Regions from separate parts of the Homo sapiens genome. Here regions 1 and 2 are each linked to region 3. Evidence: chromatin loops called from intact Hi-C (ENCODE). Cell type or tissue: adrenal gland. All regions are shown on one strand. Region 1 overlaps DYM (dymeclin). Region 2 overlaps DYM (dymeclin). Region 3 overlaps CTIF (cap binding complex dependent translation initiation factor).

Region 1 (8,000 bases), 370 kb after region 3:
AAATGTCTCTTGTAAATAGCATATGGTTTAAAACAAGGCTGACAATATTTGTCAACATTTGAGCATTAGTCCATTTACATTTAGTGTAATAATGGATTTATCACAAATATCTTGCTTTCTATTTGTTCCACCTGTTCTGCTTTTTCTTCTTTCTTAGACTCTTTTGCAATTCTTAAATCTTCCACTGAATTGATTATTCGAATTCTCTCTTATTATGTGGAAAGCTATACACTTTTATTGATATCTCAAATATTATCATGCATACATGAGTTATCAAAGACTAATATTAAATGAATTTTTACTCTCTTCTTGGATGATGCCAAGTGTCTTAGAACACTTAAAATTCCCACATAAATCCTTTCATTTTCATACATTTTATTTCTCTATATATTTAAAACTCCATAAGACATAATTATTGTTTTATGTAGTCAATATTTATGTGTCATTTTCATTGCTCTTCAATCTTTCCTAGGGCTCTGTCCTTACGTTTGGGATTATTTTCCTTCTGCCTGTAAAACACCTTTTAAATTTTCCTTTAGGGTAGGCGTGCTGATTAATTCTTCTAGCTGTTTCTCTAAAAATGTCTTCATATCCTCTTCATTTTTGCAGGATATTTTCCCTGATTAGAAATTTTTAGGTTGGCAGTCATTTTCTTTCAGAACCATAAAAGGCAGTATTTCACTGTCTTCCATTGTTTCTGCTGAGAAGGAGCTGTCAGTCTAATATTATTGCTCCTTTAATGGTTATATTCCCTCTCCCACCCCAGCAGGTCTAAAATATTATTTTTCTTTGGTCTTCAACAGTTTTACTATGATGTTTCTAGGTGTGGGTTGTTTTTATTTATCCCACTTGGAGTTTGTGGGAGGGATTCTTGAATTTTTGGTGTGATATCTTTCATGAGTTTTGGAAAAGTTCTCAGCCATTTGTTTAAATATTCCTTTCTTCTACTCTTTTGAGATGCCAACTACCCTGCATGTCTGAGCAGGTCAGACATGCTCACTGTACCCTTTAAGTCTCTTACCCTCTATTCTCCATGTTCTGTTTTTTTTACTATATAATTCCTGCTCCCACCCCTCACCCTCAATTTTTCATCTTACTCATTCTCTTTTCAGTTATTTCTAATCTGCTCTTAAACCTGTTCACTGTTCTTCTCATTACAGTACTTTAGTTATAGAATTTCCAATGCGCCTTTTACAGTTTCTAACTCTCTGTTGAAATTCTTGACCATGCGTCTCATTTTTTTGAACACAGTAACCATAGCTGTTTTAAATTCTGCGACAACTTTATCTGGAGTCTGTTTGGATATTTCTATTGTCTGTGTTTTCCTCTAATGGTTTTAATTCAAGTAATTAATGTTGTCTGGTCTTCTCCCATACCTGGGTATTTCTGATTGCAACACTGCAGAAATAATTTGAGGCCTTGGGTTATGTTTACTTCCTCCACAGAATTTGCCATTTGCTTCAATTGGGCACCTGAAGGCATCAGTAATCTGGTTTCACCTCGGACCACATTCAGGTACTGAGGTGGTTTAGAAGTTGAACTGCACTACCCATGAGGGATAGTCCAATGACAGTAATGGAGGACCAACCCTCAAGCTAAGGACAACTTGGAAATCTGGTAAAAATATTTTTAAAATTTGCTTGAAGGACCCCAGAGTCAACAAGATAGTTAAGTATTACTTGTCCAGTTCTATGGGGCTGCTTTTCCTCTGGGGGATTTTGCTAATGCCAGAGGCTGTGTCTGAGTAGCTGACATTTAGACAGCCTTGTGAAGTTAGATTAGGGGTTGAGTATGACCTGGCCAAGGGTCTTGGGGCTACTGGTGAGTCTCCCTTGCTTTGAGTGGGAACTCTGAATAGCTATACGCTAATGAGATTAAATTTTATGCTTTAATTCATACAAAATAAATATGCATTATTTGCTGTGGATTGTGTGTTATAATCTACTTCTCAGTTCTTCATATGCATAGCTAGCTTAGCTCTTCATCACTGAATAGAAACTGACCTCTTTGACTCCAGGAGGTGATGTAGGACACTGGAATTGTTCTGAATTTGGAGTCAGAAGGCCTAATAATCAGTCCCTAAAATCAAGTGGCAACTACTGATATTGCAGGATAGTGCCTAGGAAAGAATTAAGAGACCCAAAGGGTTGACCTTGCAGAGACTCCAGCCTATGAAGTATCAGCAAGTGCCAAAAATTTATGGCTCTGCAAAAAAGCACAGGGTGACTCAATTATGCAGAGAGCTCTACCACCCAATGCAAAACCCTGGCTCCCGGAATCTAAAGGACGAAATGTTGCTTAAAGTATGATATATTAACAATTCCAGTGCTTAAAAGTTTCCCTCACTAAATATTTCTCTTGGATGTACCTTAGCAAGCTCTTAGGAAGTTGCTGAGTGTTCTGATGCTGGTCCTGTGTCCTTTCCACTTTCTATCGTCTACTTCCCAGCTCCTGTGCTTTCCTTCCAGAGAGAACTGTGTGTGCAGTGTACTTTCTATGCTTCACCTTCAGGGACCTTCTCTTCTTTCCTTTCTCTGTCTTTGTCCTTGAGCTGTGTTGTCTGCACTGCTGAATGGTGGCAGTCCTGCTGCAAGGTTGTTGTTCATAGATTGTATGACACCAGCCTCAACGGGTGACTGTGGGAACTAGAGTTAGAAATCTGAAGCTCTTCTGCAAAGTGCCTTGAACTCTTGATAGGGAAGATGCTATTGAAAGGGACAAATTCTTTTAAAAGTAAATATTGTGGCAGAAGTCTTTGTTGATAAAATGACACAATGCAGTAACAGCTTCAGATCTGGGGTAAAATCAGATGCCAATTTCCATCTGAACACACGATGATCCTGTGTTGCATCATTACACATTTTTACTTCGTGTAAAAATTTCTAAGCAAACTAATACTCAAAATTAATGCAAGTATAATGAAAGTTTATCATTCAGATTTATTGCCATATAATAAATCTTTCACAAAAATCAGGAAGAAGCCTCTGGTGACTTTGCAGAGCTGAGGCAGTGATGCACGTGGTGGGGCCTCCCTCCTGAGCGGGAACCAGGACTGGGAGCATCACTTGCAGGCCTCCATGGAGGCTGCTGCCCCAGCTGAGCTGTTAGCTAGTGAGTGCTTCTACTGTGTGATGAATGAGAAAAGGGAAAGAGGGGAGGGCAATCAGGGTTCTGGGGGCACCTCAGTGAGCCCAGAGGCCTGGAGGAGAGGCTGTATGATTCCCCAGTCAGGCCTTCCTTGGGAGTGTGCCCTCTGTCAAGATGACTGGGTTTTTGAAGGGCCTCATTTCCTCACACAACAAGCACTGACAGTCCTGCAGCCCAGGGACTGTCCTGTGGCACTGCCCAGCCCTCAGACTCAGAGGACAGTTCTGTGGTCCTGCCAGAAGCTCAGCTGTTCCACATGACCCTTAAACATTTAAACAATTTTTTGGTTTAAAGGAAAAGGAAGCCAATCAAAATGCTTTGGAAACAAATTAAAGTTGCAAATTATTTCCCCACATAGTAAATACATATCCTTGCTACCTGAAATGATAATCATCACTCCCCCTGCTGGCTGAGAGCGCTTCTCCTCCTTCAGACTGGCTCTGCCACAAAGCTAAGTATTAGTAGAAGTTGTTGCCAAGCCTCACCTCTAGCCTGTACATGGGCTCTGAGGTGAACACAGGAGTCAGAGTCCCCACTCCAGCAGTGACTGGAGGAGGCCTGACAGAACAAGCCCCTTGGGGACAGGAGGCAAGCTGCACTCACCTCTGGGACCCCACCCGGGATGGGCGCTCCACGAGTCCCTTGGCCTTAGGGAACCTCTGTTTCATTCCATCCAGACGAGGATAGGGAAGCTTCCTGCCCTACCTCGACAGCCTCTAAGAGCACAGCTTGGCCAGGCCTTCCCGTGTGGAGCCCACACAGTGGTGCACTGAGAGGCTGCCAGTGTTTTGACCTTTTACAGAGCTTGGGGTGACTGAGAATGGTTCCTCCGAGGCCCTCGGAAGATTTGATGGACTCAAATAACACGGGCCTGCAGCCCTGGGACACAGGACAGGAGAAGCCAGCCCTGACACAGATGAGCTGGCAGTGGATTCGAACAGTGTGCTCAGTCTCGTCTGGGCTTTTGTGCTTTCTATGTTGAAGACCAAATACTTTTTCTTTGAGAATGAAACTAGGCTCCTTATCTAGACTGTGAAGGGGCCCGTGAGGACACAGAGTGTGACTGGAAAGGAAGGTCCCAACTGGCCCTCAATGTGGCCCCAGTGGCTGTTTCCCTGCAAGAAGCTCCTTCCTCCAGCTCAGGCACCAACACACGGATCACACCGGCCCAGAAACAAAGAGCAAAACATGCTTTTCATCCCACGTGGAATACAGTATGAACAAATTACTCTCCTTTTTCTATTAGTGTGGGTGAAGGAAAAAGACTGTTTTCAAATGAAGCTTTTCTTTTTCCCAATGATTAATACAGAGTAGATTAACTTAATTTGTGCTAGACTCCAATTTAATTCCAGCAACAGTTCACAGGCCATATTCACAGAAAAGTTAATCTGGGCTTCATGAGAAGTAGCCATTTTCTTTTTCTTTTCTTTCTTTTTTTTTTTTTGCGAGACAGGGTCTCACTTTGTGGCTCAGGCTGGAGTGTACTGGCACGTTCTTAGCTCACTGCAGCCTTGAACTCCTGGGCTCAGGCAATCCTCCTACCTTAGCCTCCTGAGTAGCTAGGACTACAGGAATGTGCCATCATGCCTGGCTAATTTTTAAGTTTTTTGTAGAGATGGGATCTCACTATGTTGCCCAAGCTGGTTTCAGATTCCTGTGCTCAAGGGATTCTGCTAACTTGGCTCCCCAAAGTGCTGGGATTACAAATGTGAGCCACTGTATCTGGCCCATATTCTTTTTTAAGAAAAGATGCAGAGGTGTTAAATATTAATATCAAATTGTCCAGGCATGGTGTTTATGAAATTGTGTGCCCTCTGACAGGCAACCAAACACACACGACTTCATTTCTTTATTAATTCCTGCCTCATCATCTTTTCTCATTGATGCTCCTTAATGTCAAAGGAATCTCTCTCTCTCACACACACATAAGACCAAAACAAATATCTTGAACATGCAAAAAAATAGTCTACGCTTTTGAATAGTGTGCACTGTTGAATAGTGTGCACTGTTGGATAGTGTGCACTGTTGAAGTGTGATGTGCCTAAGGCAACAGGATCTTGGGAAAGCTCTAGATTTTTGGCTTCGAAATAAAACTGCATGTTGAATAGCAGGTTTTTACATTTATTATTGTTGTGTATTTCCTCCCCTTTTTGCAATACTATCTACGCTGAGTTATCTATTGCCAACTAGCACCAATTCTCCAAATCAAAGTGTGTGAGGAAAACACACTCGTGCAATCCTCTTTAACAGAAGATACACCAAGTAACCTGTCTGTCTACTTCTGTTACCCAGAAATAAAAGAACTTGAAGGGCTGCTTGGCTGGAGGGGTCCGGGTGGGAGAGCATCCTGCCCTCAGTCGGAATCCATGGTGAACAGCTGGATGTCCTGTGGATTCCAGTACAGGCCGACTGCTGAGTTGTAGACAAGAGACCAGACATAGGGGATAAAAAACTCCTCGGGCTGCTCCTCTTCCACATATTTGAATTTCAATTCTGGAAATTTCTGCAATGAAAATAAGATGATTTTATAATCCCACAGTTCCATGCACAAGCAAAAGTGGTGAGAGTTTGCAGGTGGTGCTGTGGTGTGCGGGGAGCCCACCCACCCCTGCCAACTGGTCACAGGGCATGAAAGCTCTGGGGCTTTAAAATATTTCAGCTATCAAATGGCTCCTGAGAAAATGTGAATTACCGATGGAGAGAGCAAGTAACACAATGGGTCCTGGTTGGCTAATGTCAGTTTGGCTGATAGTTCCCTGCTAGGGACCCCAACAGTGGTTAAGGTATGATGAGAAATATCCTAGCTGAGACATGGACCCTGCCTGGGAGGCAGACAAGGCTCAGGCTGATATTCCCCAGAGTGCAATGCTAGGGACTGGCTTTTGAGAGGCACTGTCCTCAGGGTTCCACCATTCTGGAGGTGAGGACCTTCCCCTTCACAATCCTGAGCCCTGACCTGAAGGGGTAGGCATGTGCCACCGGTGGAGGGGGGCTACTCTGGAGGAGCGGGGGTCTGGGGTGGCCAGCTTTCTTGGCCATAGCTTGGCCTCAGTCTCTTCCTCCCTGGAGGCAGGAGCAATGGCTTTGGCTTTGCGGAGAGGGAGCCCGAGGCTGCTCCTCATGGAGTCTGGGAAAAGGCCTAGGCCTGGCTCTACAAACACATCGCAGGTGCCCTGGTCTGCAAACTCCAGTCCTCTGTTATGTAAGGAGTCGTGCAGCTCAGTGGCCTAAGGCAGCACTTGCGTTTTAGCACATCACTGGGATTTGGGCTTTTGATTTTCTACTTTTATTCCTGGCCTATTTATTCCAGCCAGGGCAGAGGAAGTGATTCCACTTTCAGCAGCTTGAGGAGTGGCTAGAGTCTACCCAAGGCCCCTGGGCCTCTCCTTTGCCAAGGCGTCGCTGGCAGGAGTGGCTGCAGCTTGGTGACCCTTGTCCCAGGTTGGGTGGGGAGAGAGGGGACAGGGTCCTGGGAGGAGGAGGACGGTGGAAGGCTGAGGAAGAGGGGGCTGAAAGAGAGGAAACCACACACTTCCCCACATGCATCCACAGCCACACTTATTATACTATACTGGAAGACATGGCCCATAGGGCAGAGAGGTTTTTATCTGTTTTGTCAGGTGCTGCATCCCCAAGGATATTAGCCAGGCACTTAATAAACTGATGAGTGAATGAATCAATGAAGCAATCAACCAAGTATTGAGGGCCAACTATGTCCCAGACACACTGTAGATGCTTTGTATGTATTATCTAATTTAGTCCTTCTTATGGGAGTCCATTCATTTGTTCATTCACTCATTCTTCATTCTACTGACTATCTGCTGGCAGGTGCCAGGCAGGCACTGTGTGGGCCAGGGCCTAGAGATACGGGGGTGCGGCAGCCAAACCCAGCTCCTGTTCTCATGGAAGGTAAATCTTCATGGAGGAGAGAGACAGAAACAGCAGCAGCAGCAACAAAAAACCAATAATAACAGGGCAGCAAGGCAGGGAAGGACAAGGAGCCAGAAGGGAGGAGGTGGCAGCCAGACGAAGGGGAGGTGAGCTCCCCTGGAGGGCCCCGCACAGGAAAGGCCTGGGTGTGAGGCTGGAGGCTAAGGAGGGGGTGGGGGAAGAGCACACACCGGGGAGCAGAGGCCAGACTGGGGAGCTGCACATAAGGTCCCGGAAGCCTCTGAAGGGCCTGAAGGCTAAGGCATGAGAATGGCACTGTGCAGTGGCTGCTCCCATCACAGCGGGGAGAACTGGAGGGCACAGTGCAGCAGGCAGAGGCAGGAGCCTAGTCCAGGGAAGGGGGAAACAGGCCTGAACTAGGATGATGCTAGCTGGGTGGATTTAAAAGATATTTAGGAAAGGGGAGGAGCAGGTAGAGGAGCTGCATGCGCGCACACACACACACACACCCACACCCACATCCCCAAATACACACCACTCACATAGACACACACACAGACACACCGAGGCACGCACACACAGATAAAACACACAGACACGCACACATAGACACACACACCACAGACTCACACACATAACACAAACACAACACAAACATCCATACCCACAACATATACACAGACACAGACAACACACCCAGACATGCGCGCGCACACACACACACACACCAGACACACACAATACACACACACCCAGACATGCACATACAGACAACACAGACATGCACACACACACACACCACAGACAAAACACACAAGACACATACACACACAATACATACAAAACAGATACCCACACACTCACATGCAGACACACCCACACACACACAGACACACACACAGACATACACAGACATGCACATACAGACACACACACACCAGACACACAGACACAACACACAC
Region 2 (8,000 bases), 740 kb after region 3:
TCCAGCAACTAGTTGGAATTTCTATATATTCCTAAAAGAAGTTGTGTCACACATAAATTATTATAAAAAGTATATCTACATTATAATTCCAATCATGCAAAAATTATGTGAATTATAAAGAATTGGAAGAAAACAAAATTTTAAATCTAATAAGGAAAATGGTAAGATGATAGACGACTTTCTTGTAACTGCTATGAAATCATAAACTATAGTGTGGTCGGGAAGCTAAAATTTTAAATTAAGTATTCCCTACTTCACAGTTTTCTGTAATTTAGACTGGTTTTATTTTACTTTTAGGCACACCGTTCTCATATATGAATCTCAATAATGAAAAGTGAGAAATTAATAGCTCAAATATTTTTAAGAAAAGCAGATAGGCAAAAAAATTGTTGGGGGAGAAGTTATAACAGACCTCTGAACACAGGTTTGCTGAACAATCAAACTGTAAGTTTCATAACATAAACACTGAAAATCCTTAGTCCCTTCAGCTGAAAGTTCCGCCATAAAATTCTTTCAAAACTGACATTTTATATTAATGATGTCAATTTCAGCCAACAACATACAAATTCTGATAAATATATAATGTTAGTCAAAGATATAACCTGAAAAAATCAACAAGTAACGATTCAGGAAAGGACAGAAGCACTTCTGAAGACATTTTCCCCCTTACCTTAGCAAAGAGAATTACAGAAATCATTCACAAAACTAACAAGAATCAGCCAATTCAGTGGTTAAACTGTGGGAAGGTTAATGTTTTAAGAGGACCTATTAATAGGAAAAAGTCAAAGGACAAAAACTGCATATAAATTATAGCAATTTTTAACGCACCCATGCAGAACCAAAAAGGTGTTTACATTCATGTGATTCACAGACAATCGTATATGCTGTCATTCAACTGCCAAAATGAAAGGAAATATAACTATTAAAATGTCAAAATGTCAGCAACTACTATGCTAGATAATACGGTGTTTATTTTCCCAAGAAAGAGAAAAACATTGACTTAAAAAAAAAAAAAAAAAAATTCCAACCAACACAGTGAGAAAGAAGAGGAATCAAGGGTGCACCTGCAGTAAAACTTACATGTCCCTTTACTTTAATGCTTTAAAGGATATATTTCCCCCATTTAAGCTTTTAGTTTAAGGGACTGATTAATCCTGGGAAAACTTAAGCATCTTCTAAAATGATTTTTGCATAGAAAGGTATAAATGAAAGAATGGGAAATAAAGGTTTTGACTCAAGATGTAAAAACTGAACTTCTTGTGGTCCCTCAATTTGAAAAATATAATAAGATGCCAAGAAAAGTCTCAAATTATTTATTCCCTGAGTAAAACAGCCTAGTACATTATTTTGGTCACCAACCAAGCAAACCTACAAAGAAAAAGTTAAAACAGAATTTAGAAGATGGTTTAGCAGCGATCCCAGGCCCACCTCTACAACAGAGCAGATTTTTCAACTTGAAAAGTTCTAATAAAATTGAACATAAAGTGTGCCAAAGAGCCTAAAAATATAGAAACAGAGACAGGCATCAAAGATTCAAAGAAGAAAGTAATTTTACAATCACTTGCTTCTGTCAGTTAAAAACGTGACCTAATTAAACAAAAGTCTCTCTTCCTGTGTGTCAACTGAGGAAACAGACTAAGAAACTTTGACAAAGGATCATTCAGGCAGCTCTGCTTAAAAAGAGAGAAGATACACTCTACTCAAGGCAAGGTGAAAATACTAAACAGATTACCCATCAGCTTGTGTGATCACTGTAAATGATGGCACTCAAGATTCCTCTGATTATGATCTGCAGCTTTGAAAAATGCTTGAAAATGTGAACATATAATCTGGTGGTTCTACTCTCAAAGATTACCATACGATTTAATGCTGCAGCTCTTTAGTACTTACATGAAACTGGGTCTCAGATTAGCCTGTGCTTCCCAAGGAGACAGTGTGGCATGATGGTCAACGGAATTCCTCTCTGGACTTAGACAAATAAACCTGGTTTAAATTAAATCTGGTCCTTACTTGCTACTCACTGTGTGGCTTTAGACAACCTTCCTAGGCCTCAGTTCTCTCACACGTGGGAATAATAGACTTGAATAACAATAACAGAACTAAAAAAATGGAGGTGTCTACAGCAATGGGTCCAGCATCTGACAAACAGTGAGCTCAATAAATAACTGGTAAAGTAACAATGATGCTTACGTTAGCGAATCCTTTTAGCAGAATTATATTATCATTATATCATTTTATCATTCTATTTTATCATTTATCTCAGTAGAATTAAATTTTTTATCATGTAAGAAAAATCCCTGAAAGAAAAGTCAAAGTGACAAGTGGAAACTAACAATGCTAAAGAGAAATGGAAGCCCTTTAAAAGGATAAGAGTACAGCAAACTGAAGTTTAGAAAACATTATATGATGTGGTATATAACTACAATGGGTAATTAGTCAGACTTAAGGAAGGAAATTACATCATGGATTATGAACTTTGAAGGCATTATACTAGGCCAGGCACAGTGGCTCAAGCCTATAATCCCAGCACTTTGGGAGGCCAAGGCAGGCAGATCACTTGAGGTCAGGAGTTCAAGACTAGCCTGGCCAACATGGTGAAACCCCGTCTCCACTAAAAAATACAAAAATTAGCGGGCATGGTGGTGCACACTTGTAATCCCAACTACTTGGGAGGCTGAGGCGGGAGGACAACTTGAACCCAGGAGGCGGAGGTTACATTGAGCCAAAATCACGCCACTGCACTCCAGCCTGGACAACAGAGAGAGACTCTGTCTCAAAAAAGAAAGAAAGAAAGAAAGAAAGCATTATGCTACATGAAATAAGCCAGTCACAAAAAGACAAATATTGTATGATTCCACTTATATGACAATACCCAGAGTAGTCAAATTCATAGAGACAGAAAGTAAAAATAGAGGTGACCAGAAACTGGAGGGAGAGGATGGGAAGTTATTGTTTAATAGGTATAGCATTTCTATCTGAGGTGATGAAAATATTCTGGAAAGGGATGGTGGGGATGGTTGCACAACCCTGTGAATGTACTTTAAACTGTACAATTAAAAATGGTTGAAAAGGTTACAAGAGTCAAGAGGACCAGACGAAAAAACAATAATTTAAAAAATGGTTGAAAAGGTAAATTTTATGTTTATTTTACCACAATAAAAAAAACATGAATAAAATCTTTCCATATTATAGGATAGTTAGTAAATTATAGCAGACTAGACTCAATTCCCAAATAGTGATAATGAAACAGGCTCATCTCTGGAATACCATACAACTTATAAGATCTTTCACACAGCCAAGTCCTTATGTTATTTGTTTCGTGTTGGCTGTTCTGCTACACGGGCCTTTTGCTGCTCTTCTAACAAGCAGAACTTACTTCCACTTCAGCCTCTTTACACTCGCTGCCCCTCTACCTGGAATACTCTCCACAAAACATGCATGGCTCACTCCCTGGCATCATAATGTCTCTGCTCAAATGCTGCTTTCCCAGAGACTCTCTGGCTAAAGAAATCTCCTAAAGCTATTGCTCTCCATCACCTCACTCCGCTTCGCTTTTCTTCCTTACACTTGACACTTCCAGAAATGACTTAACATATTTATTTGTTCACTTGTTTATCGCTCATCTCCTCTAGTAACATATAAACTGCATGAGAGCAGGGACTTTGTCACTCATGTTTTTAGTCCTTAAAAACAGTCCCTAGCAACTAGAAGACATTCCATAACTATTTTTTTAGGTATATTAATCAAAAAAATACTTCCTTTTTTTTTGATGTGGAGTTTCTTTCTGTCTCCCAGGCTGGAGTACAGTGGCATGACCTCAGCTCACTGAAACCTCTGTTTCCAGGGCTCAAGCGATTCTCCTGCTTCAACCTGAAGTCAGGAGTTTGAGACCAGCCAGGCCAACATGGCAAAACCCTGTCTCTACCAAAAATACAAAAATTAGCCGAGCATGGCACACACCTGTAGTCCCAGCTACTCAGGAGCCTGAGGCAGAAGAATTGCTTGAACCCAGGAGGTGGAGGTTGCAGTAAGCTGAGATCACACCACTGCACTACAGTCTGGGAGACAGAGTGAGACTGGGTCTCTCAAAAAAAAAAAAAAAAAAAAATTAAAAAAATTTTAAAAATGAGAGAGAATTAAAACGATATACACCATAATGTTAACAAGTTACTCTTGGTTGTTATTATTTTTATCTTTTTTTTTTTTTGCCTTCCTGGTGCTTTTCTGTATTTAAAGTATTAAAAATGAACATGCATTACTTTGGTACTTAGAAAAATTAGTTTTAAGTGACTGTGCCAAGAGCTGCCCTTTTTGCCTTATATGAGCACCATCTAGTGCTCAGTACACATAATACAATTTCTGTAACACAGTAAAGTTTTCTGAAAAGTAGCCTTTATAAAAAGTAGGGTGTGGCTGGGCATGGTGGCTCATGCCTGTAATCCCAGCACTTTTGGAGGCTGATGTGGGTGGATTGCTTGAGGCCAGGAGTTCGAGACCAGCCTGACCAACATGGTGAAACCCTGTCTCTACTAAAAATATAAAACTAGCCAGGCATGGTGGCATGTGCCTGTAATCCCAGCTACTTGGGAGGGTGAGGCAGGAGAATCACTTGAACCTGGGAGGCAGAGGCTGCAGTGAGCCAAGGTCGTGCCACTGTACTCCAGCCTGGGCAACAAGAGCGAAACTCTGACTCAAAAAAAAAAAAAAAAGGTAGATTGCTTATACACAAAGATGACTATTACTATAATCACTGTCTGGCTTAATTTTTAAAACAGCAGAACAATTAGTTCAAAAGAGGCACAGGACTTTCAATCATCAAGATAAAGCGGTCATCAGAAAATTGGTTAAATTTCTGCTGCTTATTTTCATTCCTCAAATATTTTAGACTAACTCTCAAGACAGAGTCCTAGGTCTTTGTAAACTAATAGGTAATTACTCCTTGAAAGAAGAGCAAAGTCAGACACTTTACATGCATGATAGTGTTTCATCATCCCTATGAATCTACATGGTAGGGGTTATTATTTCCATTTTACAAAAGCAACAACAGGTTCAGTGAGATTAAGCAGCTTTCCTGAATTCACAAACTAGTCAGTTGTGGAGCTCAGGCAAGGTCAGTTTGGCTCCAAAATCCATGTTCCCCCTGCCATGCTACATGGTCTCCATTCTTCACACTTCACCCAAAGTCACTGCACCTTTTAGCAAAACAATTCCTCTGGAGAAGAGTATTCAGGCTGCTGCTATACTGCTCAGAGCTGCTCTCAAATCTGGAACTCTAAGCTCATTAAGTATTAACACTCAAATCAGGTGTTAATTTAAAACAAAAGAACTTTTTAAAGATATTATTCTCTATACTGCTGTTAGCTGGTTACACACACTTACTGAGATGTAGGACTTTCCATTTCCTACACAGTAATAGAAATTCAGACCTTCAGCACATCACAGGTATATTGCTGCAGATGTCTCAGATTTTGTTTTCCTGCCCTAGTTTTTCTTCCTGCACTTTCCACCTACTCACCCTACTTAAAAAAATAATGTCTCTGAAACAATGTTTTCTCCAAATCCACTCAACAAGAGCCTACAAGGGACCCTACTTCTAATCCTCAGCTTTCTAACAAGTGTGCCAAAAATAGGTAACAGGTGGACATATTTTTATTTCCCAGTTCAGCCTTTCATAGTTAGAGCCCCTACACCCTTCAGAGCCCCAGACCACTCTAGACCCAAGCAGCCTTATCAATTTACCCTGAAGCATCATGAACTATGTTGGGAAGCAATTTCTACATTCCCAACCTATTACACTTGATTCCCATTCCTCTCAACACAAACTGGAAGCATTACTAGAAGTCATCTGGCCACGTTTCCTTTATAGTACAAGAAGTCACTTCTACCCATATGTATAAGGTGGTAGCGGTGGTGTTGGTGGTGGTGTTGTTTGAGACAGGGTCTTGTTCTGTTGCCCAGGCTGGCGAAAGCATTGGCCTGACCATAGTCACTACAACCTTGAACTCCTGGGCTCAAGGAATCCTCCTGACTCAGCCTCCCAAGTAGTTGGGACTACAAGCATAAGCCACCGAGCTCAGCTAATTTTTTTATTTTTTGTAGAGATGGGGGTCTCGCCATGTTGCCCAGGCTGGTCTCAAACTCTTAGTCTCAAAAGATCCTCCTGCCTCAGCCTCTCAAAATGCTGGGAATACAGGGATGAACCACCGTTCCCAGCTTGTATAAGGCTATTCACTGCTACATTATATGTAATAACAAAACACTGGAAGCAATCCAAATGGTAAAACCCAAATGGTAAATCCAATTAATTTTGGTATATATGCCCCCCCATTAAAAAGAGTGAGGAAGTTAATATATAGAAGGCTCTTCAAGATATAACTGATGAAAAAAAGCACAAAGTGAAAAAGTGTGTATAATATACATGCTATTATTTATCAAAAAAAGAGAAGGGATATATGTGCATATTTGTTTGCATATGCATAAAATGCAATTCTTCTATAACACCCTTTATCATATTTCACCATACTTGTTTGCTGATTTACAGATAAGATTATAAGCTCTGGCTGGGCGTGTAATCTCAGCACTTTGGGAGGCCGAGGCAAGCGAATCACCTGAGGTCGAGAGTTCAAGACCAGCCTGACCAACATGGAGAAACCCCATCTCTACCAAAAATACAAAATTAACCGGGCATGGTGGCACATGCCTGTAATCCCAGCTACTGGGGAGGCTGAGGCAGGAGAATCACTTAATCCCGGGAGGCAGAGGTTGTGGTGAGCCGAGATCATGCCATTGCACTCCAGCCTGGGCAACAAGAGTGAAACTCTGTCTGAAAAAAAAAAAAAAAAAAAGATTATAAGCCTTTAAGGACAAGAGACATCATATATCCAGCTAACTATTATAGCCTGAGAAACAAATAAATGAATAACAGTTTGATACTCAGAGATAAGTCATCTGGTCCAGCAGTTCTCAATGATAAGCATGACACACGATTATGTTCACACACACCATAGCCTCAGATGCCTATGAACCAAAAAATAATAAGTACAGGTCTGTTTTTCATTTTTGTTGCTATTATGTAGTTTAGAAACATGTATAAAATCAGTCATATAAGTAGTTTAAAATATTTAGGAAAAAAACAGTGTATATTATTAACCTTTAGTCTTTAATTATTCTTCATTTTGTTTCAGATCTTTGCTGCACAACTAATTTTAACAGGGTGAAAAAATAAAAACTATTAAATAATTTAAGAAAGATTTTAGAACCACACCTGGAAACTCTTACAAAATCTGATTACTCTGATGCTAAAAACAGTTAATAGTAAGGAAGGATTAGATTCGTCCTAAAGGCCTTATTAGTATTTCTAAAAATTGCAGCAAACATCGATTTTTGGCTACAAAAATGGACTTTACTTGAAGACGGCACATATGTATCTAACGAATTCCAAGAGTGAACAATCTCAGAATTATCTAGATTCAGAGTCTCCTCTACTGAGATTCATCTTAGCCCTGAATAATTCATGAACTAGGTAATTTTGGCCCCTGACTCTGTCAACAAGGGGGCACCTGCTACCTCAAAGCCTACTCAGTCCCAAGGTCAAATATCAAATACCATCAGTGAGGAGCAGGGCAGTGCCAAAGAGAAAGTGACAGACCAAAAGTATATGCAACACCACAAATGAAACCTCTATCATGTAAACTCACTTGTGGCGGTGGGGGTGGGAAGAAACCTTTATAAATATACTCTCACAGATTTACAATGCAGTTTATTTACTTTACAGTTTTTTCACTTTCTAAGATCCCTTTATACGTTTCTCTTAAATCACCTGGGTGATTTAAGAAAAGAGAATGGTGGCCAGGCGCAGTGGCTCACGCCTGTAATACCAGCACTTTGGGAGGTCAAGGCAGGTGGATCAGGAGGTCAGGAGTTCAAGACCAGCCTGGCCAAGATGATGAAACTCCACCTCTACTAAACTACAAAAATTAGCCAGGCGTGATGGCAGGCAC
Region 3 (8,000 bases):
CTCTCAGGAGTGTGACTGGGCCTGCTGCAGGGGTGTAAAAGCAGTGGACCTTCCACAGTGACTGAGTCTGCCGCTGCCAGTGACCATGACCTACCACCACACTCCACTGTGCCACCCTTCCCTTCTCTCCTGATTCTTCTCCTGCTATTTTATCTATATCCATTCATCTCTTCCTGGTGCCTTTGCCATTTTGTTTCTTCTCTGTTCATGCCTTGGGCCTATCAATGAGAGACAATAGAGCATACAGTTAAGACCTCATCTATTTGATTATGATGTGCCTTGGTGTGGTGGTTTTCTTCATGTTTCTCCCACTTGGGATTTATTGAGTTTCTTGGATCTGTAGGTTTATAGTTTCATCAAATTTGGAAAATTTTCAGCCACGATTCCTCCTACTTTCCCTCAACCCTGGGGTTCCAATTGTATGTATTCTATGCTTCTTCATCTTTTCCCATGGCTCACCAAAGCTCTGCCTGATTTTTTAAAGTCTTTCTTTACTCTCTGTGTTTCATTTTGGATAGCTTTTATTGCTATTTCTTCAAGTTCACTAATATTTTATTCCAGTGTCAAATCTACTGTTAATCCCATTCAGTATATTTTTCATTTCAGACATTGTAGTTTTTATCTCTCGAAGGTCATTGTGGGCTTTTTTAATAAGCCACTGTGTCCAGCTAGAATCTGCATTTTTAAAGCATTGTAGGAAATTCTGATTATCAGCAAGAGTTGAAAACTTAAAGTCCTGGCTGATAATGCTCCTGGCTTGACTGCTCCTTGGAGTATCTACAATTCACATGGGTACCCTTAGGACAAGGTAGACAGGCTTCTTGATCCCCAAACACAGACTTTTGGTGTTTGAGGAATTTGCGGTCCTGTGAGAGCACAATGGGATGACTTATCTGAGTTTTCCTAGTGTTCTTCAAAGCCCCTCATAAATAGGGCTGGCTGGTTCACTCGTCTGGCCTTGGGTCCTGAGGGTCAGCTGGCCTAGCTATTAGCATATGTGGTGGGGACAACTCTTAATAGTATGGACGTGTCCAATGCAATGTGGGATATTTAGGACTCCTGGCCTCTGCCACTGAATGGCCGTCACTGGAGAGGGGCAGGCATAGTGACCACCAAAAACATCCTCCTACTTCCAGATTCACCTAGGAGATATTGTGCATCCAGCTGAAGGCCCCCAAATGGGAGGGAAAGCCCACCTCTAGCCTGAGGACCTCCAGCCCTCCTATGGGAGTCTTGAGCCTGTACATAGATAAGCGGGCTTCCTAGAGACTTTCTTAGACAAAAATCAGGGCTGGCCTCCCCTCCCTACCTGGAGGCAAGAAGGAAAGAGGGTGACAAAGGGAGGTTGGCCTCAAGCCCATTGCCTACCTGCCCTCCACTTCTGCACCCCAGAAGAAGAGGGGCATAAAGATCCTACCAGCTGTGTCCCCAGCATGTTCTCAACCCACAGAGGCCCAGACCCCCATCTCCGGCCCCTTCTGTCCCTGTTCGGACTCCTTAGCAGGCAGGAGGCTTTGTGATGTTCTCAGCACCCTTGCCCAGCCTCTGTCCTGGGCTCCCCCTGCCATCCTGTGGCCCTGTCAGTCCCTCCCCTGATCTGTTCTGATCTTCCATCTCTCCTTGCTTTCTCACCAGCAGGCGGTTCCCTCTGCCTAAAATCTCACTCAGCCCTTCTCTGCCTGTCCTTTTTCTGGCTCAGGATACCTCCCCTGATCCCTCTCAGATGCACAGGATGGAGTCCAGCATCCACCTGCCATTTCCCCAGAGCCCCTGCCCCCATCTCTGTGGCATGGCTCCCACCACGTCGCACCTGCTTACATAACTGCCAGACTCCCTTCCTGGACTCTGGGCTGCCTGAGGGCTGGGCCATTTCCTTCAGCCTCATAACCCCAGCACCAGGTGCTCTAGAGTGAGTGCTGCTGAAGAACCTCCTTTCTAGATGTGCTGTTGTGTTGTCTAGAGTGTACAAGAAAGGCAGGATTTGTGTCTGTCTTGACACTCAGTCGTCCCTCTGTCTCTGAGTTTCTCCCACCACTTCCCAGCAGAAATTCAGCATGAACCTGGTTATGCTCTTCTCGGTGTGATTTCTGAGACACATTTGTTGTTGTTGTTGTTAAAGAAAACAGGATTTTTCCATCGTCTCCTGTATTAGGACACTATAGGCCATGGCATAATACTAAACAAACCCCACATCTCAGTGGAATCACACACAGAATTTTATTTCTAACTTTCTGAAATTCTGCTGAGGGTCCAGCTGGTCTCCAGGGTAGCTCCTTGGGGACTCCAGGGTCCAGGTGGATTGCGTTCTGTGGCCCTGCCATCTCAATCCATGGTATCCAAGTGGCCCTGGCACAGGCAAAGAGAGCTGGAGGGTCGTGTTCTAGGTCAAGCTTGGCCAACCTGTGGCCCAGGATGGCTTTGAATATGGCCCAAAACAAATTTTTAAACTTTCTTAAAACATTATGAGGTATTTTACAATTTTTTGTTTTAGCTCATCAGCTATCATTAGTGTATTTTATGTGTGGCCCAAGACAGTTGTTTCGGTGTGGCCCAGGGAAGCCAAAAGATTGGACACCCCTGCTGTATGTCTTAAATGCTTTGGCCCAGAAATATCAGCTCCACTCAGAGCCCATTGGACAGAACTAGTCACATGCCCCCGCCCCAACTGCAAGGGCTGACACTTCTGCAGGGGAGCGGGAAGAAGGGGAGCACATGGCTGTTCTGTAAGCCTCAAGTGCCTCTGCCAAATCTTCCTCTTTCCTTCACTTGCTCACTTAACTCATCTTCATGGACAAGTGCTCTGCCCTAGCCTTTTAGAGAGAGAGAATTGATCACATAAGATACAGTTCCCCACGAGAGGCACAGCCTAGTAGAGGAAATGAGACATGCACAGATTACCACATGCATTCAAAGCTGCAAATGCCCGAGCAAGTGCTGGTGCCTTGCCCAGGTCACAGTCCCTGAAGGGCAAAGTCTGGGTCCTCTCCCAGTACACCCCACCTTCCTCCCCTGTGCTGCTGCAGCTCCTGCAGTCTGGGGCGTGAATGTGTGGCTGAGTACAAAGCAGAGGGCGCCATGGGCCCCCACACTGAATGCCTGTTGATCTCCTGGGAGCCCTAGCTTATCTCTCAGTGGGTTACACACAGAGCGCATGCCACAATGAGTGGTTTTAGGAGGTGATGCCTCCACTGGGGGTCAGATGCTGACACCTAGGCGTCTGGCCAAGCTCCTCTCCAGCCAAAGCCAAGGCCCCTATTCCTGGTGACTCCATCTGGCTGTGTTTCCACAACTGGCAATGAATCCAGGGGTGAGTCTCACTGCAGTGCTGACCTCAGGAACTTCATCTCTGGAGCTGCTGGACTCAGGCTCTTGGAGCCCCCACAAGGATGTGGGGCAACAGGGTAGACAGTAGGTGTCTGTGTCCAGGGCTCACCCTATACCTCTGTGAACCCCTGCTGCCAGGAATAGTTCTGCACTCTGAAAAGGCATTTAGTGAGCTAGTTAAGTAAAGGGTCTGTTGGTGGTGTTAACTGTCCCCAAGGTCTTCCTTCCCACACTGGTGGCTGGAGGGAAAGGAGCAGGTACGCTGGGATAGGAGCTAGCCAATAGCCAGGTTTTATGGCATCCACACCGAGGCATGACATGCCATACAATGGCAGCCTCAGGCCAGTTGAGACTGACATTGCTCTCTAAGAACACTGATGGGGTGGTGGGGGGTCGGCGGGGGTGGAGTGGGTGGGAGATGGGGGGCAGCAGAAGGCTCTGAGTACAGGGCCATGGATTCAGGGTTCAATCATGGTTCTCAGTGTTGAAGCCATAGGGCAGGCAGACACTGAGACACACACTTGGGCTCAGACTGCAGTTCTAGGGGACCCCCAAATTCCATCCACAAGGCTGGTGTCCTGGTAGCATTTTTGGCATCTCTATCACAGGAGTGGAGGGGTTGGCCAGGCTACCACTCTGTCAGTGTTGTGGGCAGCCCAGGCCCATCATTAACAGTCCTGCTCTGAGTGTGGCCCCAGTGTTGAGGACTGCTGGAGTGGAGGCCTCGCCAGGATCGGTGGCTGTATGGTGGTGTGCTCCCACTAGAGGGCACCAGCGCACCACTCTGCAGGCTCCAGCCTGGTGCTTGCTGTGGGAAGTCCCCTGGTCCCAGCGCCAGCAGCCAAAGGCGTCTTCACCGGCCATGCCTCCTGGTCAGCGCTGCACATGCACACTGTCCTGAAAATGACCCCACTCAATGCCCAGGCCCTTCCTCCCTGCAGCAAGTGGGAGGATGGCGAGGTGCAAGAGGCAGCCACACTAAGGTGTAGGGAAGCTCCTGTTGGGCCACATGTCCCCTGCTAGGCCAAGGCATGACACTCCTCCAGAGGGCCCGCCCCTCCCTGGGACCCCTGGGAACACACTGCTTCCAGGAGGGCAGCAGCACGGGGCTGCAGGGGAACACCCACTGGGGTGGGGCTGGGGGAGTTACAAAGTGTTGGCTTCCGCCCTTGGAAGGATGGGGGCTGGCTAAGTGGGGAGATGGAGCCGCATAATCTGTAATCCATAGTCTAAGCCGAGTTAATTTACTAAGTTCTGAATTAACTTGACTAAGTTCCAAGTTAACTTGACCAAGTTCCATGTGAAGGCAAGGGATGAAATCCGAATTGCATATCCTTCACCTCATCTCTGGTCTGAGACCACCCCCCGGCACCCCCTCCCCCAGGACCCCTTTACTCTGAGGTGTGACTTGGGGAGCAATTTCTCCATGTGTGTGAAGTCGGCGCGACCAGTGTGAGAAAGACGGTCTAACGGGCATGTTGTCCCTGTGCCCTAGATGGCCCCTAGGTGAGCATTAGATTTCCTCAGGTTCCCGGGCACAGGGCCCTCGGCGCCCTGCGGAAATGCCACCTCCTTATATCACACAGTGGCCTGGTGCTTTTGTGTCATATACAATACCCCATTGAAAGACGTTGTTTGTTGAATTATCCAGTGTCCTGCCCAGGGCTTTCTATCAGGACGTATTTTGGTCATTATCCTTGAATTCTCCCAGACAAACATTATGTCTGCTGTCTTTGGTCTGACAGTAGGAACTACATAACCCACTGACTTCTCGTTTTGCCTTTCTCTTAGGAAATTTTGAAACCAAATTCTGTGTCTGTTGGCCGTTAATCATTAGATGGCTCAGACCTAGCAGGGCCGGCTCCCCTGCCCCCACATTGCTGGCCTTGTCCAGAGCGTGTGACTCAGGAGCCCTTTGCTGTGAAAGGGGCTTAGTGCCCACACAACAGTGGACGCCACCCGGTCAAGTGGGATTTCTGGCCTTAGGGATGTGCCCAAAGCATTCCCCATTGAGGGTCCCCAGAAGGCTCAGGGGACGGAAAGTGGCTTTCTGGCCTCCTGAGCCTGTGTCCAAGTCCAGCCTTCACACGGGAGATGGCTAAAGGAAGGGACAGTTCCTTCCTCGTTCTTCTGCTTGGCCCTGGATGATAACAGAGAGATCCTCCCCACTACCTCTCTAAAGAATCCGAGGGACAAATGAGCTTTCAAAATGAAAATCATGGCTCCATGAAATGACACTCAGGTGTCCCTCACTCCTGGAGGAGTGAAAATGGTGGCCGATAAGGAATGGCCTGGCAGCCCCAGCAGGTGGCGCTGCTGCTATTTAGTAATGGGGGTCCTGGGCGGGAGGCCGGGGCCGCGGCTGGGGCTGCCCCACACTGGGGTTGAAGCCTCTGTAGCCGGGTTCCCAGACCTCCAGATGAGAAGGAGTAACTTTATTGTTCCCTAGGGCTGTGTTAGCTGTTGCCAAGTCTTCTGGAAACTTCTAGGACATGCTAACTCACAGGCGTGAGGATTAGTAAAGTGCCCCGAGACACCCAGGAGCAGAGTCCTGAAAACCATGCCCCACCTCGCCTCCCCAGGCCCTGTGCACCGGCGACTGTTGCTCCATGTCACCCGTGGTCCCACGGAGGTGAGGTCTGACCTTATTCACCCAGGCCAACATTACGGATCAGGCATCTCTCTGTGTCCCAGGCATTGTCTTATAGCCATTATGGACTGAGTTTAAGTGCAGGGGCTGGTACCTGTCCCATAGACGGGGACATGGTATTCTCCTAATGTCCCCTTAGTGAGAATTCAACAAGGAGCGTAATGCACCAACAGTAACACTAGCGAACATTCACAGAGTGCTTTCCGTGTTCCAGGAACTGAGAAGGTCCTTGCTTTTTCTAATCTTACCCTCACGTTGTCCCATGGAGCACGTACTGTTATTGACCTCACTTTACAGACCGATGTCTTTGGTCGGATGTAACCTTCTCAGTAAGGGCTTGTGAACACTCCATATGCCTCCTCATCACTCAAGAATCGTCACTCGATTCTTCCCTGCAGCGCCTGTCGCATGTTTGCTTTATTTCTTTTGCGTCTGTATTCTCCCAGTGGAGTGTACGTTCCCCTGGGGCACATCTAGGGGCTCATTAAATATGGGTTGAGTGACTTGCTCCTGCCCCAGAGGGACTCCCACCCAGCATCTTAGTCCAGAACTTGTGCCTCCACCACAGAGGCTACCATGACTTGAGTGCTGTCTGAGCTGCGGGCTGCATATACTATCTCTGAAGTCTCACAAATACCCTGGGAAATGTTTATTCTATTATTATTTCACAGATTGGAGAACTGAGCTCAAATACCTTGCCTCAAATCACACAGCTGGGAGAAGGGGGATTGGAATCCAGGCAGCCTGACTCCTCTGGTACCTCTTTCTAAGGAGGGACGATGAGGAGGAAGAGGTGCTGGAAAAACATTTTCTAATTCCAGGAGACGGTAGTCACGTACAGCAAGTTAGGGGTGAATGTCATTTCCTTAATAAGCAAGAACAAGAAAGTGGGTATCTCTGTTTTTCTCTCTACTGCTGAAGGCAATAAAAATGGAAAGAAAAAAAGAGAAAAGCCTCTACAGACAGCTTTGAAAGAGAAATATTTTTTTCTTCTTTTTTAATCAGACAGGTTTGTAGTGGCCTTCCCCATCCCTGCTGGCCCAAGACGCTGTAGCAGCCATCAAGGAGGGGGTCTTACAAACGAGAGCCCCTTTCCCTCCCCAGCCACCTCCCCACCCCCAAGTGCTTCCTCCCTCAGGACAAAAATAGGCGCCCATACAATAAATGGGGCCAGAAGTTCTCCAATCCGTGGTTTCCTGTCTGAGACCTCCAGGTAGCAGGTCCACTGGGAAGGGGCAGCGTGCTCTGTGAGGCGAGCCTATTTTTATTTTTTGTTATTTGTGAGTCTTTTTTTTTTTTTTTTAAAGAACTGATTATTCTGGAGGTGAAGACTTTTGTTGGTGACAACTGGGAAAGTTCCTCGGGAAGAGGCCACTGTCTGCGTCTAGATGGGGTTTCCACGCGGGCCTCCTCCTGCTCACTCCATGCGGAGCAGAAGGCAGGGAGCTGGGACTGTGGGCAGCGAGTACTTTCAGGGCTGTGTGGGGCAGGCTTCAAGGGGCCTGGGCAAGTCTGCCCACCCTATAGGAACACCTCAATGATCCAGGCCACGGCTAGGATTTTAGGGATTGGCAAACTGGTCCACAGACCAAGTCCAGCTCTCCAGCCTGTTTTTGCAAATAAAGTTTTATCAAAACGCAGCCACACCCATTCACTTGCTTCCTGTCTGTGACTGCATTTGTGCCACAGCCACTTGCTGTGTGGACCCTATCGCCGGCAAAGCCTAAAATATTGACTCTCTGGCTTTTTACAGAAAAAGTTTGCCAAACACTGATCTAGAATATAAACAGAACAAAAAAGGAAACCTCTGAGAGTTAAAACAGGTGGCAGAAATCCTAAAGCTCACTCACTAGTCATCCAAGAGCCCTTCTGCTTTGCACACAGAACATTGTGTAATTCACCCAAAATAATTTTCTTCCAGCTTCCATTTCTTCTGCTGTAAAGTTGGGGGTCATATACCTGTTCAACTTACGTTGCAAAGCTGTGCTAAGAGTCAAAATACAATAAACCAGTTCATATAATGACA

Evidence for each region. A loop is a pair of places that touch in the nucleus more often than their neighbours do. Peaks named below come from ENCODE experiments on the same cell type or tissue, not always from the same donor. Only the 100,000 strongest peaks of a DNase experiment are listed, where the experiment ranks them.
Region 1: it touches region 3 in a loop (2.9-fold over the local background); 60 of 110 quality-filtered maps call a loop at or near these places.
Region 2: a loop joins it to region 3, with 3 times the contacts of the local background. A loop is called at or near these places in 70 of 110 quality-filtered maps.

The regions. Positions count from the first base shown.
Region 1 is chr18:49,038,555-49,046,554 of GRCh38, forward strand. It overlaps DYM (dymeclin), which reads right to left. Exons shown (of 18, transcript NM_001353214.3): 18 at 1-5,650. The coding sequence ends at 5,501. It overlaps DYM-AS1 (DYM antisense RNA 1), which reads left to right. Exons shown (of 5, transcript NR_148999.1): 4 at 1,446-1,515. Among named protein-coding and RNA genes, the nearest start is that of MIR4744, 7.2 kb to the right of the region's middle. RefSeq lists enhancers at 5,837-6,802, 6,803-7,767. In adrenal gland, a CTCF peak has its summit at 3,567 (motif pointing left); DNase peaks (open chromatin) are centred at 3,607, 6,367, 7,097 and 7,287.
Region 2 is chr18:49,411,235-49,419,234 of GRCh38, forward strand. All of the region lies in intron 2 of DYM (dymeclin), which reads right to left. Among named protein-coding and RNA genes, the nearest start is that of DYM, 45 kb to the right of the region's middle. In adrenal gland, a CTCF peak has its summit at 4,333 (motif pointing left); no DNase peak of the experiment used is centred here.
Region 3 is chr18:48,671,331-48,679,330 of GRCh38, forward strand. All of the region lies in intron 6 of CTIF (cap binding complex dependent translation initiation factor), which reads left to right. It overlaps LOC105372107 (a long non-coding RNA gene), which reads right to left. Exons shown (of 4, transcript XR_007066460.1): 4 at 2,195-2,346. Among named protein-coding and RNA genes, the nearest start is that of MIR4743, 4.7 kb to the left of the region's middle. RefSeq lists enhancers at 3,815-3,994, 4,468-5,092, 5,729-5,798, 5,819-5,878. In adrenal gland, CTCF peaks have their summits at 4,089 (motif pointing right), 4,291, 5,623 (motif pointing right) and 5,834; DNase peaks (open chromatin) are centred at 4,171, 5,343 and 5,701; H3K27ac peaks cover 2,184 bases.